Regions from separate parts of the Homo sapiens genome. Here region 2 is linked to region 1. The links are chromatin contacts, found by Hi-C or POLR2A ChIA-PET in ENCODE. All regions are on one chromosome and are shown on one strand. Each heading gives the region's core, a stretch centred on a gene start or an enhancer-like site at or near the end of the contact. The rest is flanking DNA. Distances are from core to core; before and after follow the strand shown.

Region 1 (4,039 bases), core at 332-2,831:
AGGCTGCCCGAGCCAGCAGTGGCAACCCACTCTGGTCCCCTTCCACGCTGTAGGAGTGTTGTTCTTTCGCTCTTTGGGTCCACACTGCCTTTATGAGCCGTTAACATTCACTGTGAAGGTCTGCAGCTTCACTCCTGAGCCAGGGAGACCACGAACCCACCAGAAGGAAGAAACTCCAGATGCGCCACCTTAAGAGCTGTAACACTCACCACGAGGGTCCGCGGCTTCATTCTTGAAGTCGGTGAGACCAAGAACCCACCAATTCTGGACACATCTGTACTAAAAATACAAAAATAAGCCAAACGTGGTGGTGCATGCCTATGGTCCCAGCTACTCAGTGTGGTTGAGGCAGGAGAATTGCTTGAAACTGGATGGCAGAGGTTACAGTGAGCTATCACACCACTGCATTCCAGCCTGGGCGACAGAACGAGACTCTATATCAAAAAAAGAAAACAGGCCAGGCGTGGTGGCTCACGCCTGTAATCCCACCACTTTGGGAGGCAGAGGCGGGCAGATCACAAGGTCAGGAGATCAAGACCATCCTGGCTAACACAGTGAAACCCCGTCTCTACTAAAAATACAAAAAATTAGCCGGGCGTGGTGGCAGGCGCCTGTAGTCCCAGCTACTTGGGAGGCTGAGGCAGGAGAATGGCGTGAACCTGGGAGGCGGAGCTTGCAGTGAGCTGAGATTGCACCACTGCACTCCAGCCTGGGCAACAGAGCAAGACTCCGTCTCAAAAAAAAAAAAAAAAAAAGAAAACAGAAAAACAAAATTCTTAGTATAAAAGTCTTGAAATCACAGAGTTCTGACTTTGACTGCCCCTGCTTCTGGGAGCTACAGATCATGCTGTGGGCTGCCTCCACGGTCTGGTAACTCAAGGGTGACCGGGGTGAGGCACAGTTCCTTCAGAGCTACCTAGCTGAGTGTAAATGGGTTGTTCAAATTGCACTAGGGAGCCGGAGTTGCGTGGGTTTTAATTTAAAGATGTAAGTACAAATCTATGTGCATTGTAGAAAATTCGGAAAAGGTCCAACTGCCTAGCAAGTAAAAAGCTGTCATTCCAGCACGTGGGGGGTGACCGCTTCTCCCTTCTTGGGTGTTTTTTGGTGGATTTTTTTTGGTGACCCCGACTGGCCTAGACTCCATTCAAGGGCACATCTTGTGCAGTAAAACACGCATGTTTCAGGGCTCCTCACTGCAACACGTGCACCTCCAGGCTGGCGCTCAGCGCTCCCAGTAAAAGCTGCAGGCGGCGGTGTAGATAGTCGCCGGCCTTTCCTCCTCCCCACCTCGTGACGCTTTGTGCTGCGGAAGCAAAGGCCCGTTCCATTCCCCGTGTCTTCCCAGCAGCCGCCACCAATGCTCCTTTCTAGGAAACAGCCTTCCATTCTCTCTTAGGGCCGATCTTAGCGAGAGCCGCGATGCGGGCGACTGGTGCCGGGGTGGGTTGGGGGCGGGGGTGGGAATCAGGCCCCACTGCCAGGAGCCCGGGCCGCGCCTTCCGCTCTGACCTCATCCGGCCGCCCAGGCACTGGGCGCGGCAGCGAATCGGCGGCGCGGGCGGCCGGGAACGCCCAGCACAAATATTTACCGCCGCGCGGAGAGTGAGGGCCCAAGTCCGCCCTGCTCCGCCACTTAGGCCGCCCCAGACGCTTCCCTCGGGGCTGCCACCGGGTCGGGCGCGGCTGCCGCGGCTAGCGGGCCTTCCCCGCACCGGCGCGGCCCAACCGCCACCGAACCTTCTGGAAGCGGCGGCTGCCTGGGCCCCCACGCCGCCAGAATCGTACGCCCGCGCGAGCTCTCTGCAGCCTTGGCGGCCTGGGAGGCGGGGCTCGGGGTGGGGCCGGCGCGGGGGCGGGGTCGGCGCGGGGAGGCCGCGTTCGATTGCCCCCGGCGCGCAGGCCCCGCCTCACCAGCCCCATCGCTCCACCTCTGCCCTCCCCCTTTATGGCGCGGCCCGGGCTCATTCATTCCGCGCCGGGCCTGCCAGACACCTGCGCCCTTCTGCAGCCGCCCGCCGCATCCGCCGCCGCAGCCCCCAGCATGTCGGGCCCAGACGTCGAGACGCCGTCCGCCATCCAGATCTGCCGGTAAGAGAGGGCCCGCGCGCAGCCTGCAGCGGCCAGGCGCGCCGGTCACCGCCCCAGGCCTGCCCCGCTTGGCTCTGTGGTCCCCACCCGCCGAGGCCGCCCCCGCCCGCCGATTCCCCGCACGGCCTTCCGCGCCGCCGCCCCGGACGCCCGCCCGGCCGGGATGCGACTCGCGATGCCGCACAAGCCGGGCGGCCCCCGCCCGCCTCCAGCCGGCTCCTCCTGGCCGCATCTCCAGGGCGGCGGCCGCGCCACGGGCCGTTTGGGCGAGAAAGCCAGGCAGGGACGGGGCGGGCGGAGGTCAATGCACAGCTCCAGAGCCCGGCGACCGGCGCCCGTGGGCCGCCCCGCCTCGGGCCTCGCCCGAGCATCCCGGAGCCTCAGCCCCGTGGTCCTGCTTAGCCTCCTCGAGGATTCGGGATCATTACCTCGGCGGTTGTGCTGCGCTAACCAAAGCCCCCAGAGGTGGAGGGGAGGTGCCCAGAGCCGCGCGAGCCCCTCGGTGGGTGCCCCTGTGGGAGGAGGTTGCAGAGCTACCGTCTTCAGTGCACTGCTTCGGTTTGGGGGAGGGCAGGTGTTGAAAGGAAGAACAGATAATACTGTCTACCTCTAACAGTTTACTATGAAGAAAAGGGAATCAGTGGTCTGTTGGGCCTGAAAGCATCTTACACAATAGAGGCAAAGGGTTGTCCTTCTAGAGCACCCCCTCTTCTTCCACCAGGTACTGAGTAGATAGATGCAGGCCCCCAGAGGAAGCTGGAGGCTGGAGATCATGAACAAGCTCATTTCCCATAGGAGGTGGGGAGGGCAGCCTGAAGGTTACTCTGCAGTTCTCTTCGGCAGAATCGGAAGCAGCAGGCTGGCATTTGTGCATGAGCTAAGTGAGGACAAGGAGTCTAGGTTTTCAGCCACTGCACACAGGCTCTGTGGCCTGCGACCGGTCCTATCCTGCTTGATGAACTACCAGGAGTGAGAGCTGCTTTCTGTTTTGGTAGTGGGTTCCTCACATTTGGGGGTTGGGCATCACAGACTGACCTTGGGCTCAAGCCAAGTCCAATAGAAGCAAGTTACTTTCCTGTAGATGTTGACATCTCCAGGAAGGCTGGGCATATAGCAAGTCCTGGGTCTATGGCGATTCTTGACTCTCAGTCTCATCTTCTGGCCTGGTCGAGGGCCTCTCCTTACCTCAAGGTCGGTTTTGACTTTTCCAGAGGGGGAACGTCTTTGGGGGAGCCCTGCCCCTTTGACTTTGGCTCTGTGGCTGTTCTGGTCCCATCGACTCTGGAGGTGGGGAAAGCGGGGCAAAAAAAAAAAAGGAAATAACTGGAGACAGACAGCCTGCATCAGGTTCCTGAATCAGCTCTGCTGAGTATTGGCTGGGAAACTTGGGCTCCATGGTTTGCAAAGAGCTTATACCTGTCTCATCCCACTTGGTTTGCCCAATTCCCTGGGAGGTTGATGGTCGGTAGTGCCACCCTTACCTGTGTGGAGGAGGAAATGGCAGTTTTGGGAGTTGAGTAACTGTGTAAGGTCATCCTGCTCCAGGAGATCCAGGGACAGCCCCTGCCCAAGTCTTCTGACTCCAGATCCAGTATTCTTCCCACCCCTCTCCTGAATAAAGGAAACCTTGATTTAAATCTTCCCGTGGAAGGCTGGCCTTTTATTTACTTCTTCAGGGTGGTGAATAGCCAATTTATACATGTTGTCTTTTTTCACCCAGCTTCTAACAGTTACTAGATTTTTTGTTTTTTGAGACAGAGTCTCACTCTGTCACCCGGGCTGGAGTGCAGTGGCCCGATCTCAGCTCACTGCAACCCCTGCCTCCTGGGCTCAAGTGATTCTTGGGCCTCAGCCTCCCGAGTAGCTGGGACTACAAGAGTGCGCCACCACGCCTGGCTAATTTTTGTGTTTTTAGTAGAGATGGGGTTTCTCCATGTTGGCCAGGCTG
Region 2 (3,826 bases), core at 1-2,500, 190 kb before region 1:
CTTTGCAGTCCTCGGGTTTCTTGTCCTCAAGGGGACAAGGCTTCAAGGCCTGCTTCAGTTTCCCACAGAGGGAGGAGGGGCCCTCACTCTGAGCTGGGGAATGGAGCTGGGGCCTCTGAGGACTATGACTGCCTCTGGGCTCCTGATCCCTGGGGACTAGACCCAGAGTCCTCGAAACTTCCTCTTCTTCCAAGCCTGCCGGCTCCTTGACGTGGCTGTTCACATTCTGGGAGGCAGGGGGCCCCAGCCCACTCTGGCCACCTGCTGCCTGTCCCACTGAAGTTTTGGGCTTGAAGCTCTGGCACAGCTCTACGGCCTCTGGCACTCGCAACTCCCTGGCTGCCAGGAGCACCTGATCCCGGTTCCCTGAGGTGAGAGCGAGGTGACCAGTGTAGAAAAAGTCCAACAAGAGGCCAAAGATCTCAGCGAAGCCAGCAGGGAGGACGACACTGCCCCCTGAGCCATCCCCGTAGAGGCTCTGGAAAAAGTGACTGCAGCAGGCAAGGACACTCCAGTGTGCCTTAAACACCAGGCCCCCCACGTCCAGAGTGGCGTCGCAGTACTGGCCCTTCTCCCGCTGCTTGTTGAGCTCCTGCAGAACCCTCACACTGTGCTGGACGAAGGAGCCGTCCATGGTCTGGAGGGCAGGGAGGCAGAAGTGACACCCCGGCCAGCCTAAGCGAGGGTATGCAAGAGAAAGCTCCTGGAGTCAAGAGAGAGAAACGGGAAGTTGGCCTCTACTCAAATAATCATATTTATCAGCACGAGGGCTTGGGTCAGGGTGAGGGGTGCACGCGGAGGGCTGGAACACACTGACAGCCTCCCGGGGGCCGGGGGCCATATTGGATTGGCCAGGGGGGATGCTGGATGGGGGGCCAGGGTCGTGAAGAAGGGCCTGGTGAGAAAAATCCAAGTTTGGGGAAAGGAGACATGGGATGAGAGCGAACGGACTGGCCCGGCACAGTGAGAGGATCCCGGACGGCGGAGGGCGGCAGCCGGGGACAGGTGAGCGAAGCCCACGCCGCGCCCACAGGTCCCGAGCGGCCGAGCGGAAGGCAGCCACGGCGGCCCGCAGCCCCTCCCTCCCTCACCCCGCGCCCTCCTCACCCAGGCAGGTCCTCCCTGAGCTGGCCCCACTGGCCCCCTGCTCCGTCGCCTCCACAGCCCACGAACCTAGTGCCCGGCTATGCGTACCCCGCCGACAGTGCGGAGACTCCACCGTCTCCGCGCCGGACGTGACGTCAAAGCGTGCAGGCCAGGAGGTGCGCCTCGGAAGCGTAGAGCTTCTAGCTCCGGCCCCCGAGGGCGGGGCCCCGCAGAGAACGGCCAATGGGATGCGGGGACGACGCCTCGCCCTGTTCTTTTGGCGCTGGGCCCGCCTCCGGAGTTGCCTAGCAACGTCAATCTGGGCGGTCAGCCTTTTCCAGGCTCTGGGTTCAGACTTGAATCCGTTACACCTCACACTCTCCCACGACAGGAGACCAGATACGCATTTCACTTCTTTATTGGCAGCCCGGAGCCTGGTCTAGGCTCTCCCAGGCGCTTACACGTCCCAACCCCAGACCGCGATGCCCAAAGACCTCCCGGACACCCCCGGCCTGCTCGACCTTCGACCCTCAGGGCAGAGAAGGCTGCCAGCCGTGCCTGCTGACCCACTGGTCAGGTGGAGCCGCAGCGCCTCGTGTAGTCCTGAATGGAGGCCTGGAAGTGCTCTGTGCTGTTGAGGTCTGGGCGGCAGAGGATCACGTAGCACTTAGGCAGAAAATACCCACCGAAGCCGCTGCTCAGGCTGCTCAGCCCAGCCATCATGTTGGCCGCAGGCAGGTACTTGCCGTCGTAGACGCTGGCCGTGGTGAAGAAGGCGATCCAGGACACGAAGTTGAAGAGCAGGCTGAAGGTGACACATTTGGCCTCGTTGTAGTTCTCTGGCAAGTCCTTACCCAGGTAGCTGCAGGCAAAGGCACTGATGGAGAGGAGGCCATTGTAGAGGAAGGCCAGTATGAAGCCCAGGGAGTTGGTCTCTGTGCACTCAAGCATCACCAGATGGGGGAAGCGCTGGTATTCCCTAGCAGGCAGTGGGGTCCACACCACCAGCCAAGTTAGACAGATAAGCAGCTGGGCCGCTGAGCTGATCATCACAAACAGGCCAGCACCGTGGTTTTGGACCCAGGCGTGGTAGAATGTAGGTACCTTGGTGGAAAACTTGAAGATGATGATTAGTTGGAATGAGCGAACTGTCAGGCAGGACAGGAAGATGGTGAAACCAAGGGCAAAGAGGGCCTGGCGTAGCAAGCACGCAGGCCTTGTGGGTTCCCCAAAGAAGCCATAGAGGCTGCCACTACCTGCTGCCAGGGAGCCCAGCATAAGAAAGCACAGGCGGCCCCCTGCTGACCTCACCACAGGGGTGTCTAGGTGCCAGGCAAACAGGCCAGCAGTCCCAAGCAGCAGCAGCAGCAGCAGCGTGTTAGCTGCCAGCAGCACCCAAGAGGTGTGCTCACGCAAAGCCAAAAACACCACAGTGCGCGGGAAGCAGGTCTGGCTTCCCTCAGGTGCCCACTCTTCTTTCCCACAAGGCTGGCATCTGTAGAGGTCTGAAAGGGAAGGCCAAGAAGGTTCCTGAGAGCCAGATGAGCAGAGTAGGAATAGGAAATAGGGGCCTGCAAGATACTGGGAGAATTGTACCAGGGCAGCTAGACTATACTAGGCATAGTGGGATGGGGGTAGCCGGGAGTGGGGCCTGAGGCCACGCATTTCCTCAAAATGCCTGTGTTAATTACAGACTCTGGAGACACACAGGTCGGTTCTGTATGGCTCATGATCCCATGAGGGTTTTGCAAACCCTAGGGAGGACCTTAACCTGGTAGCTCTGCCCACATACCAGAGAGGTTACGATCTGATGGGAGCAGCCTGCTCCCAAGGGAGGGCATTGTAACCCCTCTCTCTTGCCAGCATTTCCATGAACCACTTTCCTGAGCTGCTGCTCTGTGGTTTCTCTGAGTCCTGACCCTCTGAGGACAGAAGGGAAGTATTCCTGTCCCTACAGAGATGGTGAAAGGAAAGAATGTGGCCCCTGGACACCAACTAAGGACCTGAGTCCTTAGCTACCTAATTTGCTCTCTGTTCTTGACCTTGCATTTCTGGATGGGGAATGCTGTTTTTTTCTCTGCTGCAGACACGCTAGTATCTGTATTCAGGCCAAGCTGTTCAAGGAGCTAGCTGTCTTTGGCATGGGCAACAGAAGGGACAGTAGGACAAGAGGGCACAAAGGGAACAATAGCTATATTCATTTAGAGAAAGAGGTTGAATTCAGGATACGACTGCTTTTGTAGGAGTTGTGATGACAGCTCTCTAACAGAGGACACACCTCAGTCTAAGGCTTTCAGTTGGCTAATTCTTTCTTTCTTTCTTTTTTTTTGAGACAGAGTTTTTCTCTTGTCGCCCAGGCTGGAGTGCAATGGTGCAATCTTGGCTCACTGCAACCTCCGCCTCCCGGGTTCAAGCAATTCTCCTGCCTCAGCCTCCCGAGTAGCTGGAATTACAGGCACACGCCACAACGCCCGGCTAACTTTTTTTGTATTTTTAGTAGAGATGGGGTTTCACCATGTTGGTCAGGCTGGTCTCGAACTCCTGACCTCAGGTGATCCACCCACCTCGGCCTCCCAAAGTGCTGGGATTACAGGTGTGAGCCACCGCGCCCGGCCTCCTTTCTTTTTTTGGGGGGACGAATTCTCGCTTTGTGGTCCAGGCTGGAATGCATCTTGGCTCACTGCAACCTCCGCCTCCTGGGTTCAAGTGATTCTCCTGCCTCAGCCTCCCGAGTAGCTGG

Evidence for each region. Hi-C counts contacts between places; a loop is a spot of excess contacts on that map. ChIA-PET counts read pairs that join two places held with the same protein, here RNA polymerase II (POLR2A). Pooled maps may share reads with other maps.
Region 2: a loop to region 1 is called in a pooled map, with 11 times the contacts of the local background. The contact joins the promoter of ZBTB48 here to the promoter of ACOT7 in region 1. A Hi-C loop is called at or near these places in 1 of 37 single-sample maps with no recorded cell type and 10 of 50 pooled maps. POLR2A ChIA-PET finds 5 or more read pairs at or near these places in 4 of 52 experiments (CD4-positive, alpha-beta memory T cell, GM10248, activated B cell and 1 more).

The regions. Positions count from the first base shown.
Region 1 is chr1:6,391,309-6,395,347 of GRCh38, reverse strand. ACOT7 (acyl-CoA thioesterase 7) reads left to right here and starts at 1,581. Exons shown (of 9, transcript NM_007274.4): 1 at 1,581-2,091. The coding sequence starts at 1,949. RefSeq lists enhancers at 697-1,207, 1,208-1,720, 1,721-2,232 and silencers at 1,461-1,910, 2,181-2,270.
Region 2 is chr1:6,577,418-6,581,243 of GRCh38, reverse strand. ZBTB48 (zinc finger and BTB domain containing 48) reads right to left here and starts at 1,250. Exons shown (of 11, transcript NM_005341.4): 1 at 1,108-1,250; 2 at 1-703. The coding sequence starts at 634. It overlaps TAS1R1 (taste 1 receptor member 1), which reads right to left. Exons shown (of 6, transcript NM_138697.4): 6 at 1,489-2,591. The coding sequence ends at 1,660. LOC107984912 (a long non-coding RNA gene) reads left to right here and starts at 1,811. Exons shown (of 3, transcript XR_002958250.1): 1 at 1,811-1,897. RefSeq lists a silencer at 986-1,115 and an enhancer at 1,167-1,866.